Linked DNA regions of Homo sapiens: regions 1, 2 and 3 are each linked to region 4. Evidence: chromatin loops called from intact Hi-C (ENCODE). Cell type or tissue: psoas muscle. All regions are shown on one strand. Each heading gives the region's core, and the rest is flanking DNA. Links, peaks and the distances in the headings are about the cores only.

The links. Hi-C counts contacts between places; a loop is a spot of excess contacts. Peaks named below come from ENCODE experiments on the same cell type or tissue, not always from the same donor. Only the 100,000 strongest peaks of a DNase experiment are listed, where the experiment ranks them.
Region 1: it touches region 4 in a loop (4-fold over the local background); 59 of 110 quality-filtered maps call a loop at or near these places.
Region 2: it touches region 4 in a loop (9-fold over the local background); 95 of 110 quality-filtered maps call a loop at or near these places.
Region 3: it touches region 4 in a loop (2.7-fold over the local background); 28 of 110 quality-filtered maps call a loop at or near these places.

Annotation. Positions count from the first base shown.
Region 1 is chr6:99,588,710-99,594,024 of GRCh38, forward strand. No RefSeq gene overlaps it. Among named protein-coding and RNA genes, the nearest start is that of PRDM13, 15 kb to the right of the region's middle. RefSeq lists an enhancer at 438-607. In psoas muscle, for the core only: no CTCF peak of the experiment used is centred there; a DNase peak (open chromatin) is centred at 2,272; H3K4me3 peaks cover 1,620 bases; H3K27me3 peaks cover 5,000 bases.
Region 2 is chr6:99,464,524-99,469,838 of GRCh38, forward strand. USP45 (ubiquitin specific peptidase 45) reads right to left here. Exons shown (of 18, transcript NM_001346022.3): 10 at 4,014-4,095; 11 at 2,149-2,240; 12 at 557-613; 13 at 81-224. Among named protein-coding and RNA genes, the nearest start is that of PNISR, 42 kb to the left of the region's middle. In psoas muscle, for the core only: a CTCF peak has its summit at 3,193 (motif pointing right); no DNase peak of the experiment used is centred there.
Region 3 is chr6:99,327,627-99,332,941 of GRCh38, forward strand. All of the region lies in intron 3 of FAXC (failed axon connections homolog, metaxin like GST domain containing), which reads right to left. Among named protein-coding and RNA genes, the nearest start is that of FAXC, 19 kb to the right of the region's middle. In psoas muscle, for the core only: a CTCF peak has its summit at 2,644 (motif pointing right); no DNase peak of the experiment used is centred there; H3K27me3 peaks cover 301 bases.
Region 4 is chr6:99,743,666-99,748,980 of GRCh38, forward strand. No RefSeq gene overlaps it. Among named protein-coding and RNA genes, the nearest start is that of PRDM13, 140 kb to the left of the region's middle. In psoas muscle, for the core only: a CTCF peak has its summit at 2,832 (motif pointing left); a DNase peak (open chromatin) is centred at 2,676; H3K27ac peaks cover 422 bases.

The DNA.
Region 1 (5,315 bases), core at 210-5,209, 150 kb before region 4:
TGAGACCAGCGCAAGGCGGGCGCTGGGTGGCGTGCGCGACTGCAAAGTCTGGCATGCCCAGGTTCTGCTCCTTGGGCTCCTGCTGCGTGAGCCGATCTGCAGATCCAGCAAAAGACCCGAGAGCGGCTTGAACGCCAGATGATTCCTCCCTGAGGATGCGCCCCAGGCGTTCTGCCCTGGCTCCCAGCCGCCTCCCGGTGCTCCGGGGTTCGGCCTCACACACCTGTCGACCGCGTCGGCCCAGCTGCGGCCCAAGCCTGTGGGACTCCGGGGAGCGAGGCGCCCCCTGCTCCAGGCTGGGAACCAGAAATGCAGCAGGGCCTCAAAAAGAAACAAAATTCTTTCCCTCGGGGTTGCTGCTGCCGCACAACCTTACCCAGCCCGCTCTGCGGATGGGTCGTAGATTCCGGCTGGAAGCCGGAGGAAGTGCATAGAGGGCAGCTTCAAAAGCCAAGGCTGCGCTGCTTTGCGCGGGGCTTCTTCCCTCGCGTGCCCGCGCCGGGTGCCGGAGCAGCCTCCGCAAGCTGCTTTCATCTCGGTCTGCCGGGGCAGGGTCGAACCGCAGCTGTGGGGCTTCCTCTCCAAGCTTCGATTTGAGCTGGATGGAGACAGAAGAGACCGTGGTGCCCAGAGGCCAGTCTCACGGGGGATGGGGGCGGGTGGGATGGGATCAGAAAAAGCTTGAAATTCCTCCTGTACCTTAAACCTAAACAGCTGCGAGAGCCCCAGAGCAGGAAGCGCGGCTGCGGCTGAGAAGCTGGAGGAGGACCGGGGCGGGGAGGAGTAGCCCCAGCAGCAACAGCAGCCAGCCCGGGGGCGTCCTCTCCCAGCGGTGACCAGGGCCAGCCTTTGCCAGCCTGCCCGTCCTCGGACTCCTGGGGAACGTACACACAGCCTTTTGCTTAAGCAAGGCGCTCTGAAGCCGAATTACGTCTGCCTGGCATCCCGAAACACTGACGGCCCTGCTATGGCTGTGGGCAAATTCAGGGGTGGGGGTGTGAGGGGGGGACTAGCAGAGAAAGAGTTAATCTCCCAAGAGGAATATACATCAGTACTCTCCTGTCACTTGCTTTTTATTTAATGTTAATGTTAGACTTCACCAGATATTTCAACTGACAATTTCAACATTTTCACCTACAGAATTTCCTGGAAGGAAAAAAAAGCTTCTTAGTAAACATGTTTCTCTGTCTATGCTTCATAATATTGTCCACTATGGACACAGGAAACCAATCAACCGTTAACAATCACAGACATCATTTTGTGGTGCTTTTTCTTAGGGTATGAATACTTACATTGACTGCAGGTTTAGTTGAACTATAATTGTAACTCTTTGACTAAATGGAACTGATTTTAAATATTCAAACCTTTTTAAACAAAAGTAATAGGGCACGATGGCACTCGCAGCTGTTGGGAGGCTGAGGCAGGAGAATCGCTTGAGCGGAGGAGTTTGAGTTCCGCCTGGGCAACACAGGGAGATCCTGTCTTAACAAAAAAAAAGGTAAACAGTTAAGCATGAGAAAAATAATCTTTCCAGTCTTCCTAGTCTTCCAGAAGGCAGTGACTGACGTCCCTCAAACCATCGACTTTGGTACATTTTCTCCAGAGGATCAAAACCTAGGCCTGACTCTGGCATGGAGCCTGGAACAATGCAAGTAAATTAGACATCCTTTTCCTATGTATGACTGTGCCTTTCTTTGTCATGGTCACCAGGCTCTCCAGACTTTTTGAAAACTACGTAACAGTTACCTTGCAGTGCTCCTGAAAACACGGGGGAAGTTCATATTTGAGAGGCCTGGGAGGGGCTAGGATGATCCTAGTCAAGCACGAGCAGAGCTGCCGCACAGTGAGTGCTCATTGTGTGTTCATGGAAAGCATGAATGATGGTCATACCAAGAGAGGGGCTACCAAACTCTTACAGACGAATGTGAGCGCCAGGATCTCTTTTATTATTATTGATGTCATTATCATCAGTAAAAAAGCATTTAATGAAATTATTTTAAAAGGCTTCTTGCCTAGGGAGTCCAATACCAGCTTGGTACAGTCACAGAGGGCATCTGCCTTCCTTCCCCTCGTCGCCTTCCTCCCACTGTGCGAGCTTCGGAACCCTAAGGCCGGTTCACTGCGCATTGTCCCCGACAAGTTAGCAGCGCTCCCCGAGGGGTGTGAGGCACCAGGTAGGGTGCAGGGCGCGAGCGCGGGGCGGTGGTGCCCGGCGGGGGTGGGGTGCCCACGGACGCAGCCGCCTAGCTCTGCCGGCCGTCCTGAGGCAGCTGCTGGCGCCCGCCGGGAGGCGCGTGGCCACTTGCACTTCAGCGCGCGGTTCTCTCTCCGCAGGCTGCTTTCTAGGATTTGAAAGGGCCATAGCGACAGAAGTCGATCTCTAAGAAGGCATAAACTCGGCCTGAGACGTGGGGGGGAGACACTGCAGAGAAGAGGCCAAGTTCCAGCGCAGAAGGGGGGTTCCGCGGGGCCCTGGGATTGAGGAGACAGGAGCGAGCCTTCCCTTTCCGTCCTCTCAGGAAAACAGCCTGACCTGCTGGCACGTCCACCCCCAACAGAAGAGGGACCCCGGCGCGGCGTCCTTACCATCCCCATCCCCCGACCCCTGAGGAAGCCAGGGCTCTCTTCTTTCCCTGGGCGCCTGTCACAGGGGCAGAGGCTGGGCCTCGAGCTTTTCTGCACGTGAGCTCGGTGGTCCAGCAGAGTCTTCTGGCTCCCGGGAAAGCAGCGTGGCGCCGCCCCAGCCCCCAGTCCCCAGACTAGGGATTGGGACGTCAGTCATTGGCTGCAGGTTACTGGTCTGGGCTGGGCCCGCAGAGATCCCAAGCGCTCCTCTGTCGGTGCTTCCTCAGCGTCTGCGTTTCCGCAGATGCCCGAGGTCAGACAGTTTCGCAAGGGGGCTGAAGAGCCAAATGGGGAAACTGATGGAGCCTCACAAGTTTATTCCTTTCCCACGTCTGTGTTTGTCTAAGGGTGCTTTCTGTGCGGCTTTCTGAACTTGAGCATCACTTTGATGGAATGAAGTACAATCTTATGCCCTGAGCAATAACTTCTTATCGGCGATGACCCATTTAATCACTGGAAAATCTAATTGCATTGCTCCAGAGAGAGAAGTCTTTTTGAGATTCCAGCGTTCACTGTAACATTTCTTGTATCAAGAATGTAGAATCGATTGTTCACATTTATTTTCAGAAAAGGAGATAGAGTTGTAATGTTCTTACAAGTTTCTAACCAGTTTTTAAAAGACCAAACAATACTGAAAGGTAAATTAATTGCAAGCATAGGAGGCAAAACATTAGTTAGAAAAATTAGTCAAAACACCCTCTCATTTCAATTCCCAATGTGCAAGAGAAAGAAGCAAATCAAAATACCCACATCTCACATTTAGGTTACAGAAACTATTGCCTAATTATTCAAACAAACACCTAACATTTCTTTATTCTTTGATGTGGATATTGGTTTCTGTCCTCAGGTTTGTTTCCTCACAATTGATTGCTGCTTTTCTAAGAATCTCATTCTCACAAAACATGCAAACACAGAAATAATGGAGACTGTTTTCTTTTAGACACCCTTTTTAAGATGAAAGAAAACGGTTCCCATGTACTTCCAAAACACTTGCTCTCACTTGTTTTTTTTTTTTTTTTGCCATAATTGTTTCACATGCCTGTTCCTAAACCAGTCAAAAATGAAGGTAAAGGAACTACCATGACTGACTTAAGTTAATCAAGTTTCACCTCTTGGAGTCTGGAGGGACTTTGCATTCCCTAAAGCACTTGACCACTTTTACACAAACTCAGGGTTCTGCTAGCAAAAAACATATGGGGATGATGGTTTTTGGGTTGATATCTTAATATCTTCCATACCTGTGATCAGTCACAATCCCCAGTTTGTTGGCTATCTCTTGTCTAAATAGTTTACCTTCTCACATTTCTAGACCACTGATCATTTGAATCAAGGCAGTCTCCCCCACATTTATCTCTGTTGTATTTAATTATATTCATTCAGAGGAGGGGTAGCTATCTATTATCTGTCATTGAATAACTAATTGGTTATTAAAACTTAGTGACATAAAACAACACTTTATTTTTTCACCATTCTGCAATTTGGGTTGGGCTTACCTGGATGGATCTTTCTCTAGTCTCACCTAGGCTCACTAAGTGGCTATACTCATTTGGTGGAGAGCTGAGGGCTGGACCTTTTGCTCTGTGTGGTCTTTTGAGAAGACTAGATCAGGCTTCTTCATATGGCAATCGATAGCATATTAAAAGGGGATGACACAAATGTGCAAGTGCTGAAACTTCTGCTTGTGTCACATTTACTGATGTCCCACTGACCAGAGCAAGTCATATGGCAAAGCTTAAGATCATTATGAAAGGAGATTATGCAAGAGCATGAATACCAGGAGGTTCAATTCACTGGGGATGATTATGTAACAGTTTGCTACAGGAAATTAACCCCAGAAGAGAGAAAAAACAATCACTGGAAAAATTATGTGGAAATCAAAAGAGCCATTATTTTTGGCAATATTACACAACTTCTCTAAGCTGTGACTGAGTGAAATGTAAAAATCAGAGAATGAGAGTATGAATTCTACGGAATAAAACTTTTGCTATGCATGATTTGTTATATATTTAAAAAATTAAAAATAAGTATTTAAAAACTGAATTCATGTATGCTATGAGGGCAACAGAATAAGGTAAAGGATAAAGATGAAGCATCTTTCTAGATATTTTTCATATTCAGAAACAACCAAGTCCTGTCCTGACTTCTCTGTCAATTGGTTTTATTTTATCCAGCATCATTGGGTTATAAAAAACAAAGTTAAATTGTTGTTAAAACAAGAACCAGAAAATTGCCTTCAACTTGTCAACTTCATTAATTACTCGGCAACATATTCTAATGATGAAAGAGTAAGTAGCTTCTGATTGCTGCTCTGTGTCAAGCTCCTCTTTCTGAGGCAAGTAGGCACTGAAATGTCTGTCATGTTATCACAGAAGAGAAAAACTTTTGCTGAATTATATTTTTTCTTATAAAGTATTTAATCCAGATGCTGTCCTGCAGAATCCACACCTCCCTATATTTTCAGTTATACTAATCAGTGAATCATTCCATTTTTATCTGTTGCTCAAGTATAGAATCTTATTTCTAATAGCTTCTCACTTCCTCCTTTCTTTAACTTTTTTCTTCCATCACTTTATCATCTATTTCTCTCTACTGAATTCTTTCTTATTATTTCTTTCTATCAAGTCATCTCAACCCTCACATGAGTCATGATGAAGCAGGTTAAATTTTCTTAAGTCCTCTGCATCACCATC
Region 2 (5,315 bases), core at 252-5,251, 280 kb before region 4:
TCTCTACTTTTAGATGTGCTTGAAACTTTTGTTAATAAACTGTTAAAAAACAGACGTCTAACAGATGCTTATGGTCTTACCTTATCTTTAGATGAAGAATGCTTCTTGGCAGCTCTAGGTTGATGAATATTTTCTATAGTAACATTGCCACTGTATCGATCATGATCTGTCTCCCGTAAACTTCTATATTTATTCATTCTTCCCCAAAGTAAAGGTTTTGAAACCTATGTAAATGCCACATACAGAAACCAAAACCTCTTTAGTAAATAAATTCTGGATGTCCTCATCTTAAAATTTTTGACTGACTTGAAATACAAAAAATTAACAAATTATCAAAATAAAAAGTGTTTAAGAGTTTAAATTCCTTGAGAATAAAAACCATCATACTTTATGCATACTTACACAAACCCCCAAATCAGACTCAATTATGAATACAAACTCAATTATATATAAAAAATAATGACTCTCAGATATCTGGTAATATACTCAACAAATGTTTAAATAAATGATTAAATGTTCTTCACCAAAGCTTCATCATTAGTTTTCTTCTCCTTACCCTTTCTTCTATTATAGGAAGTGAAATATCAATGAATGGATCTTTCACCGTGGAGATCTTAAAAGGAAAACACATTGAAAACTTCAGTTAGAATTCTAATATAAACATACAGTTTTGTAAAGTACAAAGAAATCAAACTTCCCGGGCAACCTAAAATTTTACGTTAAAAACTGTTCCTGAAAAAAATAGCAATTTAATTGGGTATTGCAGCACATTGTTAATCAAAACAAGATATTCTCAAACATCAGTGAATGGTGATCCAATTGAATTTTATATTACTGTCAATATGACTGGCCTGTAATATTTAAAATAACTTAAAAAAACTGTTTAATAAAACAGATTAACTAAAGAGACTAGACATTTTTGGTTAGCTTAGGGCTGTAACATAAGTAAACTATGAAATGTTAAGAAAAAGCCATGAAAAAAAGCAGAGAGCTTGGCTGTGTTTTATAGATTCTTTAAGATAATTTTGTTTTAAAAGATACTCTCTATCTTGTGAGAGAGAAAACAACTTCTGTGTTGAATAGTCTAGAAACTTAAATAATCATGGTCATGCATTCTGTGTTTCAATGTGACAGGCTAGAATGAGATATATTTTATAATCCTGCTTCTTTAAGGCTAGAGAACACAGAAAAATACTCATAATCTGGGACAGGAAAATGAATAAAGGCTCCTTTTACTATTAAAATCTAACAGAAATTTAAACCTATCATACTCTAAGTCATACACTTACAGAAATATTCCTTGCCAAGCAATTGAAAATCTACAAAAAATTCATACATGCTTTAAGTTGTTAAAGATGGCATTCAAAATAAAAATTATTAAGTTCAAAGTGAGTGAAGTCTACACAAAAATCTTTAATACGTCATATAAACTTTAAATCAAAGGTGATATAACCACCCTAAATTATGTTAATACATTAAGTTATTTCTATTGGAATTAGTTTTTTTTTTTTGAAACTGAGTCTCGCTCTGTCACCCAGGCTATAGTGCAGTAGTGCGATCTCGGCTCACTGCAACCCTGCCTGCTGGGTTCAAGTGATTCTCCTGCCTCAGCCTCCCGAGTCATTGGGACTATAGGCACCCACCACCATGCCTGGCTAATTGTTTTGTATTTTTTTAGTAGAGATGGGGTTTCACCATGTTGGCCAGGCTAGTCTTGAATTCCTGACCTCAAGTGATCCGCCGGCCTTGGCCTCCCAAAGTACTGGGATTATAGGCATGAGCCACTGCACCCAGCCTGGAATTACATTTTAGGGCACTGCAACGTAGCACAGTTACTCTCTTCACAGAAGTTTTTCTCTCACTTCAAACAGATAGCTAATGAATTTCAGTATATTAAGATAGGCTAAAACTGCCTCATAGGTGTGTCATGAGGAAAAATAACACAAAAATACATTTACTTTTAAAAATATATAAATTATCACATTTACTTTCTAGGAGTGTAGCGTATAAAAAGACTTTCAAGAATCATTATGTAATCATCTGTCAAATTTTAAAAATGACTGCCAATGATTATATGTGAAAGAAAATATAATAAAAATGATGTGATTGTAATCCATTCCATGCTGAATTGAATTCTAAAGTACCTACATTTGCACATTCTTCACACATGACCGTGCTAGTTAATTCACCAATAAAGATCCGATCTATGAAGTTCATTTTCACACCTTCTTTTCCATATGCTGTAAAAATCATACTTTTTAATGCAAAAAACATGTCAACCATCCATCTAGCAGTATAATAGGCTATCTTCTGGTTATTCAAAAGTAATCTGAATAAGATATTCTGTACTACATTTAATAATACATTTTACTATACATACAACATTCTAAAGTCTTTCTCCTTTACAATTTTGTAGCAGATTTACGACTATCAACTACTTTAGTCTCCAAGAAATAATGAACTATTCTTAAGAGGTAAAACAAAACAACCACTATTCGTACCACACCTCAACCACTCCCATTAAAACTTATAAAACCTCATGTCTAACCAATAAGTACCCAGAAGAATGGAAAAGGAGATTATGCTATCAGGACTACGGATGCCAGGATCACGGCTATGAAAATAACAGTCGTAAAAGGCAAGTGTAAGGAATTAACATAGGTAATTAAGAACTCAAGAACATGGTTATATTTTTAAAAGTTAAAATTATTCTGCTCAGGAAATATTTATAAATTAAAAAAATGCCAATGACTTAGTTTAAAATAACCTGAGGTTGGGAGAAAATGGATTAAACATAAACCATGAACGCAGTTTAAGTTGGGTGACAGATATAAAGGGCTGCATTATGCTATTCTCTCTACTTTAATAAAAATTTGAAACTTTCCATCATAAACCATGGGAGGAAAAAGTATATTAACAAACCTATTCACCCCTCTTTCAAACTTCTTTTTTGAGCCTCTATCTTCAAGTTTCATACAAACAATATTCAAAATCATTTAAAATATTAGAGCACTGAATGACAGAAAACATGTGAATATATCAGTAAACATTAATTAAAATTGTATTTAGAAATACTATAATAATAAAGATATTTCTTCTAGAAAAACTAAAAGGGATTGGAAATAGTACAAAACTGGAAAGAGGGGGAAGAAAAACGGGGCTGTTATTCTAAACATCCACGAGATGGCACTATCTCAACACAAAAGAACAAGGCATATTTGAGCAGCTACGTTTTTTAAAAATCTTGAACCCTTAATTACAATAAAGTGCACAGTAACAATGTGTGTATGTTTGCAAATTATAGACCTGTAGTACATACATTATAAAACCACAAAAACAAAAGTTAGAAAAAAATACAAATAATATTTTTAAATGTCTTCTAAAAATCACTTCATGCTAACATTAGTTAGTATCTCAATGCAGAATATACATTTAGGGCAAGGTATATAAACCCTATATAGTATTGATAATGATAAATAACCAACTTTGATTAGGTAATCATCATTTGGGGCTCATATTTTTATGGATGAATAGCAAACACTAGGAGTAGGCAAAGTGCACTTACACTTGACTTACCAGCACTCTCTTCAATAAACGGTTTATTTGCAGGAGTCTTTGGAGCACTTAAACATTTTGTCTAGTTACATCTAAAAAATATCCATAAATCCATTGATCCAAACACATGTCAAATGATACAATATGATACATATGAACTTCCAAGTGTGGTTGCTACTTTCAACAACCTTTCAAGTTTCCCTTAGAAGACCTCACATAAAGGTATCGGTGTCAATCTGTATACTTGGTATAGCTTTATTCTTATAAATTCACATGAATACATTCTAGCATTTTCTATGTTCCACTAAAGTATTTTTCAGACACTGCAGCAACTACGTCCTCCTTTTAAAGCCACTACTTTGGTGGATTAGTTCACATAATGTTCAGTTCTTTTTCCAACTAAAATAAAATTTTAATATTTTCTTAAAGAAAAAAGTTTTAACAAAGAGTCAACATACCTTTGACTTTTTTTCTAGTTTCATCATCAGCAGTTTTAGTAGTTGGGTTGTTAAATGCTTTTAGAATGCTAGCTTGTATTCGCTGTAAAACAAAGTTAATAGATTCTGGTCTAATAATAGTTAACTCAGGCCTCATCCTCCTAATAAAAGTACTTTCAAACAGCAAGGTACACTGTGGATTTCAGTTCCCTAGTTTGAAAATAAAATGACCAAATTTTTTAAAAAATGTAATTTCTTCCAGGTCTCAAATTCCATGAATAGATTGCTCTAATGTCAAATTTTCCCAAGTAAGAGTCAGAATTTTTACATTTAGGTTCTCTCTTGGATTTAATGTATTTTTATCAGTGTACAAAAAGCAAGCAGCCTAGTCCTGTTGCTTAGCATAAATTAATTTGCCCTCTTTCTTCCTTCTCCCTCTCTCTAAAATGACACTTCTTAATTAGGACCAAAAAAGAAAATAGACCATATGAAATTTATTGTCTATGAAGACCTTTCTATATTAAGAAGCTATCAAGCTGGTTACTATAATCTCTATGCTATGTGGACTACCTCATTTATATACACATATAACTAAAGTCCAAATTTATCAATTAATGTCCATAGCAAGAAGAATCCCCCAAATTTTAATTATGGTTTTACTTGAACTTAGTTGTCAATAATGATTATGTTTTCAGCAGCTCTCAGTAAATGACAAGGTTTATATTAACTATTTCTACATCTCTTGTGTATGTTTTAGGAAAGATCCAATCTCACAGAAAAGTTTCAGAATAAAACTACATACTCCAAGAATAAAACTTAGTAAGTGACCTTTTAACATTAACTATGCCCCTAATTAGTGGATGAATTTTGTCTTCCTAATTCAGATTATGACAGTAGGATGAGGGAAAAGTTTAATTATCTTTCCAAAAAATATATATATAATTAATATATATATAATATATATATATATATTTTTTTTTTTTTTGAGAGTCTTGTTTTGTTGCCCAGGCTGGAGTGCAGTGGTGTAATCACTGCCCACTGCAGCTTTGACTTCTCTGGGTTCAAGTGATCCTACTGCCTCAGCCTCCCAAGTACCTGGGACTATAGGCACACACCATGACACCTGGCTAATTTTTAAAAATTTTTTTGTAGAGATGGGGTTTTGCCATATTGCCCAGGCTGGCCTTGAGCTTCTGAGCTCAAGCAAGCCACCTGCCTCAGCCTCCCAAAGTGCTGGAATTACAGGCATGAGCTGCCACACCTGTTTTTTGTTGTTTGTTTGTTCGTTTTGTAGAGACAGGCTCTTCCTATGTTGCCCAGGCT
Region 3 (5,315 bases), core at 114-5,113, 420 kb before region 4:
CTCACACCTATGACTTCACACTCATGTCTCCCATATCCAGCCCTCTCTCCTGATATCCATGGATACTATGTGGATGACCCTCAGGAACTGCAAACCAACATTTCCAAAACTGCACTCATCATCTTTGTTCCATTCAAACCTGATTCTCCTCACCCAAGCCAGAATCCCAGGAGTTTTTCTTCACTGACCCCTCTCCCTCACTCCTGACAGCCAGTCACCCTGTGAATTTGCCCTTTCTCCAACTCTATAAACACTGCAGTTCAGCCCTTCATTATTTCTTAACTACAAGGAACATGGCCTCCTACCAGGTCCCCTGACATCCCCTCAAGGCCCTTCAGAAATGATTTGCTCCAATGTATACAAAGAGCTTCCTAAACACAAACCTAATCATAAGAGTAATGCTTCTTAGAGTCATTCATTAATACCCCACAGCTCCTTTGCATGGCATGCCAGCCCCTCTCCCCACAGTCTAACCCCTCTATGACCTGGCCCTTCTTGGGCCCCATCTCCCAGCACTGACTCCCATGCACCCCATGCACAAGCCATACAGAATTACATGCACCTCCCTGCTATAGACTGAACGTTCATGTCCCTCTAAAATTCATGTGTTGAAACCTAACCCCCAGTGTGTTGGTATGTGGAGGTGGGGCCTTTGGGATTATGATTAGGTCATAAGGGCAGAGCCCTCATAAATGGGATGAGTGCCCTTATAAAAGAGACCCCAGAGAGCTGCCTTGGCCCTTCCACCATATGAGGTTACAGTGAGAAAGATGACCATCTATGAGTCAGGAAGCTGGCCCTCGCCAGACACCAAATCCACTGATGCTTTGATCATGGACTCGCCAGACTCTGGAGCTGTGAGAAATAAACTTCTGCTCTTTATGAGCCACCCAGTCAAAAGTATTCTGTTATGACAGCCCAAACGGCCTAATATACTCCCCAAATGCCTCCTTCTTGCCTCTAAACTTGTGCAGATGTTGCTCCCTCTGCCTAGACATCCTAACCTTTCCCGACCACCAGCCCCTTCATCTGCCACTCCCAACTGTCCTTGGATTCCGTTTTGACAATACCTCCTCTGCAAAGCCTTCCCCCCTTCTCTCTAGTGATAGCTGGCTGCCTTTTCTTGGTTCTTCAAACCCTCCCCCAGCATTAACCATTACAAAGCCTTGATGTCTGCCTCCAGCCTTTGAGCCACTTGATAACAGGTATACATACCATCCTGGCCACTAACACTCATTCATTAAGTTTGCAGAAATAATGAATTATTGATTAAATGAAAAAAGGCTTTGCTTTTGAGCCAGCTACTGCTAAGTAGTGTTTCTAAGAGATGACACATACTTAAATAGAAAAATGGGAAAAGAGAACAAAGAGATGTGCCTACGGAAAATGAAGAAGGGGCTGCCACTTTTCTCTTGGAATCCATGGCTCTTCACTCTCCACTGGGAGGAGACCCACTGCAAAAGGAATCATGAATCATTAACTGAAGAGGACAGAGAGGGTCAATTTGGAAAGCTGACAAGGCTAAGCAATTAACTTATCATTTTGAGGATCTATTTCAAGAAGTTGAAATACTAATTTTCCTTATCACAACGAATGTATCTAATCTCTTCTGCAAAAATGGGGTCAAAGAGATTTTTTAAAAGACTATCTTAGAACAGAGGAACAAAACCTGCTCAAAAATGTTTACAGGTGAACAAGAAAATGGTCAAAGAGAAGCTGACCCCTGGTATTTTAATGAAGATATCATGCATTATAACTTAATACCTGGCCCGTGATAGAAATGAATATTTATAAGTGGGAACCCATAACAAACTACAATTTGATGACTGAGTATCAACACCTGGACTTCCAACTCATGAGAATGCCTTTCTCTGCATAGGGCTACATCCTTGCTGTCTTTTGCTTATACTCTGAATATCTACTCAAGAATACAGGAGCATATGGTATGTTTCTGTAGTTTCACCAAGTTTCACAAGCATTACATCAACTCCCCCAAACAGGGGCCCTCGCTACATCTAAAACTGGGGTGGGGAGAAAAGAAAGAAAAGGAGAACATATGAACAAAGTTATAAACAGAAAGAGTAGTCTCTTGGCTTTTAGAAAAGATCTTGGTTAAGTCAATTTATGAAACTATCCCATCTTCCCCCATCTCCTGAACTACACTCAAAATTGTAAAATTATGGCCAACCTAGAAGCAAGTTTGAATTCACTGTTCTAATGCCTGTGTGTATGTGTGCACGCGTGCACACATACACACAGGCATTAGAACAATTTTTGTTATTTTTTTTTAGAGACATGGTCTCACTCTGTCGCCCAGGATGTAGTGCAGTAGCGCGATCACGGCTCAATGCAGCCTCGAACTCCTGGGCTCAAAAGATCCTCCCGCCTCAGTCGCCACCACACCTGACTGTTTTGTAGAGAGAGGGTTTTGCCATGTTGCCCAGGGTGGTCTCGAACTCCTGGGCTCAAGCAATCCTCCTACCTCAGCTTCACAAAGTGCTGAGATTACAAGCACGAGCCACCACGACTGGCCCTAATGCCTATATTTTTATGGGTGAAAATATTATAATAACTAGATAGTCTGAAAATGATACCCATATGGGGTTGAAAGACTCTGAAGACGCTCACTGACATCCACAAGGGGGCAGTATGTCACACTGAAGAAGCTGCAGTGTGTGTCACCCAAAATCAGTTTCATTCCAGTCATTTGACCCCGTGTCAAGTTGACTTCCCTTTACACCAGCTTCTCTGTACTTATGTATTCAGTACAACAAAGGGGATTTTTAAAAACTGTGTTCTTGATCTTCAGTAACAGTTTTTATAATGCAAGGGGGACATCAGTGTATAGATTTCAAGTGGAAGAAAAGCCACTTTAGAGCTGAGTGTGTTTATTTGAATAGACCTAAAACAGTTTCAGAATTATGTGATGTAATATAACAATGCTAGCTTTCCATTGCCTTTGCTTTTCATAAAATCATGCCTGGGGTGTTTTTAAGGTTTCAGGCCAACATAAACATATGAAAACTCCACATAATTGAATCAATTGAGTCAAACAAGGTAGGCTTATTAAATTTCCTCTTCTGGCTATGTGAGTATAGACACAACCTAGGAGCTCACTGACTGTTAGAATTTAACAAGATATCACGGAAAGCTCATACCTATAATATTTTCCTACAAATTTTGGTCAGATCCCTATATGCTGGGCCTCAGCTTCCACAGGTAGACATTTTGTGTGTGGCCTTGGAACCAGAAGAGCAGAGGATGGGAGGTGCCTGAGGGAAGAGTATCTGAAGATTCTCTGCCTGGGGCATGGGGAAAGGAGGGTCTTTTCTCCATTGGGATTTAGAGCTCTCCTAAAAGTCTCTTCAGGTTTTCCCCAAAGCAAGAAGTTGGCTAAAGGCTTGAGAACCTTAAGAAACAGATTTGTTTTTCCTTCTGCTACTAGGGACTAAATAGAACTGTGGGAATTAGCAGTGTTGCTTTGAAAGTTTATTAGATATGTGCATCTCAATCAAGACCTTGCCTCCCACCCTCACTATTTTTTCCTCAAATTAACCATTGAGAAGACATAAGCAAGAAATAATAGCTAACCCCTCCAACATTTTTCAAATTAAAAAGTGAATTAGAGAAATAAAATTGTCCTTAGAAGAGTCTACATATGACCCAAGCAGATCCCCAAGCCTTTGGAAATTTGTAGTCCACAAAATTAAGATCTTTTCCCACGGGGTACCACTTCCCAACTCTCACCTCCATCCCTTACCCCACCCACACTCCACCCCGCATGGAGTATCAGCTCGGGGCTGGTGAAGGAAGAGATGGAAAGGGCAGGGCAGGGATGAATTTTTAGCAAGGAGTAAAGTTATGTAAAATGATATGTACGCACACACAGAACAAAAAATAGTGATGTGTGGTAGTTGGAAATGTTGCTGGGTCAAAAACTTTCTAAGGGGAATATATATTTTCTAAACCATTATGGAAATCAAAGAGTTGTAGCCAAAGTGACAACTAAAATGTATGGCTTTCAGCTTTTCAGACAGCTAACAAAGCAACAGCTCTGGCAATCAATGGGCCCATCAATCAAATGAGGTAGTGCCTTGGAGGGCCTCTGTCGAGGGAAGGAACATGGGTCACGTGGCCTTGTGCAGGTCCTTCCTTTCCCTTCACAGCAGCAGAACTGACTGGAGCCTAGTAAGCAAGTGTGATGGGCTCTTCGCAAGGCCTTTCTCAGAAGCTAAGTTTTTCCTGGAAGCTATGCATGTCAGATGCAGTCATGCATTCTGGTTCCCTGTGACTGTGACTGCTGCACACCTTGGGAGGGGAGCCCCAACAGTTCCCTACCACTATTGTAAGGAAAATACCTGGTTCATTCCATGAACACTGAGTCTGATTACTTCCACACTAATCTGTACCCCTGTCTCCAGCCTCTCCCCAGCCCCCTCCTTGCTGCCTACTCTATCACCTCTTTAGGGAGTGGTGGGTAGAAGTGGAGCTTAGGTCAGCCCTGGAATAAACTGGGCAAGAATCAAAAGTAAAAAGAGAAAAAGAAGAGGGTCACTTAAAATCCAAGAGATAGGAACAGCAAGTTCTCCATTTAGAAAGAGAGTAGAATAAATGAAATAGGGGAGGAGGAGAAGAAAGAACCTTCTCCAGTCAAGCCCATATTGAGGATATCACTCAGCGGGAGAGGTTTAATAAAAGCTACTGGGCCAGCATCTGCCTGCAGATAACAATTAATGCCAAAAACAATGGGCTTAACAACTCTTAATTCAATCTTTGGAAAAAGATAAAGTTTGCAGAAATCAAGAGAAACTTTCTCTATCTACTGGGGTGTAGAGAAAGGTGCAGAAACTCCAGAAAATGGATGAAAGAAAAATTTCAAAAACCATAGACTAATGAGTTTGTAAAGCAAGAACCATATCTTCTTAACTCACATGGTACCACCGCCAGCTCAAGGCTACAAAAAACAGAACAGGGAAAACTCATCAACTCGTGTGATGGTTCAAACTTGGGGAATACAAACTAGGAGTTTGCAATCAAGCCAAAGAAAATCCAGAAAGGAGTAGTATGCTTTACTTCTGGAACATACAGAAGCTCTTGTTATCTATGGACAATTGACCCTAGGAATTCTATCTTGACTTAGTCTTCCATTCCCTCCTCTGAGTCTCTGACATAATATTATTTTAATTCAACAGTTTATACAGTATTGGTAAAAAGCCCTGAGTCCAATCAATTCAACTATCTTCCTCAACTCAGTGAGTTCTAGTCTAGATCAAGGCCCATCAAATTATAGTCCACAGGCTAAGAAGTTTTTACAT
Region 4 (5,315 bases), core at 146-5,145:
ACTCAGCAAATGCAAGATGAAGCAGCACAGCCAGTTAGCAAGCTAAAGCAAGAGAAGAAAGACACCCTTATGGTAGTGGTCATTACTCAGACACACTGCTCACAGCACCAATTAATGTTACCCTCCAGAGGTGGGATGGACACCTGCCTTCCCTCTGCCTCTTTGGATGTCAAGAATGATGACATCACACATGCATCAAGAGAGCACGTAAAGATTTATTGCTCATATAATGAAGCTTTTTGGAAGATTAGGGCAGGCTCTTAGGCAGGTCCAAAAATGGCTTGAGAGTGCAGGGAAAGGAGACTGGTTTGTGGTTTATTGTGGTTAAAGGTTAGGGCTGAGGTGAAGGTTCCCACATGTGGGTTGGGGCTTGCGTTGTTTGAACATCCCACCAGTACCAAAAGAGGGAGTTTATCAGCTTACCCAAAAGTAGACTGGAAGGGGAAGAGAGTGTCCTGGAGCTTGAAAACTCTCTGTAGACAAACATCAAAAATTATAGATACAACCACAATTGGAAAGATAGATTTACAAGGAAACATTATATATGACCCTAAGACAATGATTTTGAAAAACTAGAGAAAATGAATTATTTCCTAGGAAAACACTAGTATTGATTCCCCACAAAATATAAAATCATGATGGACCAATCACTGTAGAAGAGATCAGAAAAGTAAAGATCTATCATTACAAAGGCACCAAGCCCAGATAGTTTTACTACTAAGGACTAGCCAACTTGTAAAGATCAGTTAACTCCTAGATGAAACTAATCTAGAATTATAAGATGACAAAAATTACATAAATGCAAAGTCATTGAAGAAAAGGTTACTACCAACCTAATCCAGCAGGATAGTAAAAGAAAAATCACTTCATAGAGTTTATTTCAGGAATCAAAGAATGGTTCAAGATTAGAAATCTAGCAATAGAAATATCCATACTAATGAATTAAAGGAGAGAAACCATCTAATTATTTCAAGTTACTTCAAATATGATAAAATTTAGTAGTTACTCCTTATAAAAACTCTAGGAGTGGATGAAAATAACTGAAACACAGTAGAGATGAATTACCCACAGTCAATAAAAACTACATTAATTGGTGAAATACTTGTGGGCACTTCTATTAGTAATTAAACACTAAATTACTTAGTAATTAGTGCTTGTTTAGAATTCACATTTCTGGTCCCTGGTCCCACCCTTGAGGTTCTTAATCAGAAGGTCTCCAACAGAACAGAGCTCAGTTTTCAAGTAACACTATTACATAGCATTGACTTAAAGATTCTTTATTCTTTAAATCTGCCACTCACAGTATTCTTTCAAGATTAGACACGAATTGGTAATTATTACAGATGACAGCCACTAATGCCAGATTCTTAAGTGGGAAAATGTGAGATGTTAGGTCTCTCTCTCTCTCTTTTTTTTTTTTTTTTTGAGGCAGGTCTTGCTTTGTCATCCAGGCTGGCATGCCGTGGCGTGATCACAGGGTTCACTGCAGCCTCGACCTCCCAGGTTGAAACAAATCCTCCCACCTCAGCCTCCTGAGTAGCACATGCCACCATGCCCAGCTAATTTTATTTTTTGAAGAGATAGGATCTTCCTATATTGCCCAGGCTGGTCTCGAGCTCCTGGGCTCAAGCGATCCTTCTGTCTTGGCCTCCCAAAGTGCTGAGATTACAGGCATGAGCCACTGTGCCTGGCCTGAGATGTTAGGTCTTTATGGGAGAAGCCAAGATGGAGGCGAGATTCGATAGGTCATGAACAAAGACAGAGCAGGTGGATGCTGCGTAGGGTGCAGGAGAATTATGGTCCAGGAGGCAAGTGGGAAGGGATGGCTTTGTGTGGACAAAAAGTAGAGAAATGCAAGAAATACATAGGACAATTTTTAGAAGTCCAATTCAAGAGTCAGAATGGTGGATAGATGACAAAAGGTGGTTGGTACAGCTCTTTTTGCTTCAGGAGTGAATGGTTTGACAAACTTCTTTAAAAATCGTTAAGTTTATCATAGTCGATGCAAATAGTAAATTCATTGCAGTCCAGGGGCTTCTGCTTGGCAATAAATTCCTCTAAAGTTATTTTTGAAGGGATGAGTCTTTGAGCTGTTGCCAAGGCTAGAAACAGTTTCCACTCTTGCTTTGATATCTTTAATGTGCTGACATTCGAATACAATATTTCAGATATGTGGAGAATGCAGGAAGGGATGGGCTGGGTATTGTGGTCACAGGAGTGACTGGATTGGAGCTGATGATACAAATGTGCCACTTCTTTGGGGATTCATGCTTTAGAGCAGTGTTTCTCATGATCCTGCTGTATTAGAACAACCTTAGATATTTCTTGAAAATTGAGCTCTGTTCTGTTGCAGACATTCTCATTAAGAATCTCAAGGGTGGGAGCAGGGACTGGAAATGTGAATTCTAAACAAGTTTCTCAGGTGTGTGTCCTAAGCACCCTCAAGCTTGAGATACTAGGAGAGATAAACAGCAGAGCAAATGTGCTCAGAGTGTTTTTTGTTTAAAATCTTGCTCCTTCACATTGTCTTTTTATTATGCTTTTATGTGATGTGTCTTTTATTCATAAAACACTTTTTATTTTATTATTATTTTTTAATACAGAGTGTCACCATGTTGCCCAGGCTGGTATCTGGCTCCTGAGCTCAAGCTCAGCCTCCCAAGGTGCTAGAATTATAGGCGTGAGCCACCGTGCCCAGCCACAATCTATTTTTGATGATAACAAGGAGTCCAGTTGTGTAATGTTCTTAGTCTGGTATCAAATTTGAAGACATGACTTGTAAACATTTGGCTACTCGACCCACACTGCCATCTAGTGAAATTTGTGTAAATTACAGCCAGCTGTAGCACAAGTACTTTAGCGTTGGGGAGTTTAGGGCTAGGCAATTCATGTATGATGCAAATGAATACACTTTCTGAATAGATGTCCTTTCACAGTGATTAGTCTCACTGTCAGGGGACCACGGCTATTACATTACAACGTTGCTTTGTAAGTATTTAGAATTTATTTGTTGGCTTTTTTCCCCCTTACATATTTTGTATCTGTCTGTTTGTCCATCCTAGTGGAGTTAGTTATAATTTGTTCAGAACATTATGAATAAGAACCCTAAGTACTTTCTAAAAATTTTACCTTTAATAAGTATGAGTTTTCATTGAAGTCAAAGACATTTTGTGAATAATTCTTTAAATACTTTTTGTTAATTTAAAGGGAAAAAAGGAAAAAAAACCCTCATATTAGGACATTTTTGAGAGAATACATACTAGATTTTAAAAAAATTGAAGCATATGAATTAATATTAGCATTTACATATTGTATAAGAAACATATACGTTTTAATAAAATTTACTATACTCTTACAATATTAGTATCAATCTGAAAATCTTCTAATATATGTTAGTAGTAAGTTGAATAAGATATTGAAATATTACAGATCCATAAGCTTAATATTATCTTGTGGTTCATGAGTAAAAACAATTATAGTTATTATTTAAGCTTTGTGAAAATATTCATGTGTATGGTTACATAGTCATATTTACGTATACATAATTATCTTATTACTGTCAAAGTATATGTAATGAAATCACAAATGTACTTCATTACTCTTACATAATTGCAGGTTCAGATATATAGTAACAAAAGTATTTAAGTTTTATAGATAATAAAGTATAATACAATCTTTTTCATAAGACATTTAGACCTAATAGAGATTGCTTTAATGATAGCTTATATTAAGATCTTCAGGTGTGGTGGCTCAAACCTGTAGTCCCAAAACTTTGGGAGGCCGAGGCCAGGGGATCACTTGAGCCAAGACCAGCCTGGGAAAAATAGTGAAACCTCATCTCTACAAAAGATACAGAAATTAGCCGGGTGTGGTGGTGCATGCCTTTAGTTCCAGCTACTAAGGAGGCTGAGGTGGGAGGATCGCTTGAGCCTGGGAGGCCAAGGTTGCAGGGAGTGGTGATGGTACCATTGCACTCCATTCAACCTTGGGCGACAGAATGAGACTTTGTCTCAGAAAAAAAAAATCTGGCTGTGATTAGGTTAACATCAAAAAAGTTCTGGACAAGAAAAAAGGGGTAAAGAGTCTTAACAGGGGTAATGGGATGAATGGTTCTCACTTCTTTATTTCCTTAAAATAGCTGAAATCCCAGGAATTGTATTGTTTTTTCTGATTTTAAAAGGATCACACACTGATGACTTTGTTTTGCTCCCTAGGTTTCCTGACACCTTGAAGATCACTTGGCACATTGTATGTGCTAAATAAATATTAGCTGATGAACCCGGGAGGCGGAGGTTGCAGTGAGCTGAGATCGCGCCACTGCACTCCAGCCAGGGCGACAGAGTGAGACTCCATCTCAAAAATAAATAAATAAATAAATGGATAAATAGTAAAAATATTTAGCTGAATGCATAAACGAATCATAAATGTTCAATATAGAGTGACTCCCTACTTTAATACTGTAGAGATAATCACTGTTAACAATTTGCTGTATATTTCTCTAAATTTTTAAATGCATACGTTAACCTGTATATTATCTTAGAAAAAAAGACTACATTCTATATACTTTTGCAACATTGTCTTTCGCTTAGCAATATCTATGCCAGTAGTAATATCTATATTTACCTCACTTATTGGACATATAGTATTTAATTATATGAAGATGAATAAGTCATCACATATCTAGTCAGCCTTCCTCTGGGATATTTGGTTTACTTCTGGTGTTTTTTATCTCCAAATATAAGCTATGGTGTAACAAACATCTGAGTAAATGTATTTCCATGTACAAAAATCTGTGTGTACAGTTGACCCTTGAACAATGTGGGAGTTAGGAATGCTGATCATCGTCCCCAACCCCGGGTCCCTATGCAGTAGAAAATTCATGTATACCTTTTGACTTCCCAAAAACTTAACTAATGGCCTACTGTTGACTGGAAGCTTTGCTGATAACAGAAACTGTCATTAACACATATTTTGCATGTTGTAGGTATCATCTACTGTACTCTCACAATAAACTAGTGAAAAGAAAATATTAAGAAAATCATAGAGATGAGAAAATATGTTTACTATTCATTAAGTGGAAGTGGATCAGCATAAAGGTCTTCATCCTTATTTTCTTCATGTTGAGTAGGCTGAGGAGGAAGAGAAGGAGGAGAAAGAACTGTTGGTCTTGCTGTCTTGTGGTGGCAGAGGTAGAAGAAAATTCCAGTATAGGTTGACTTGTGCAGTTCAAACCTGAGTTGTTCAAGGGTCAACCGTGTATATGTGTGTTTGTGTGTGTGTGTGTGTATAGATATATGAATATATATGCTATTGTT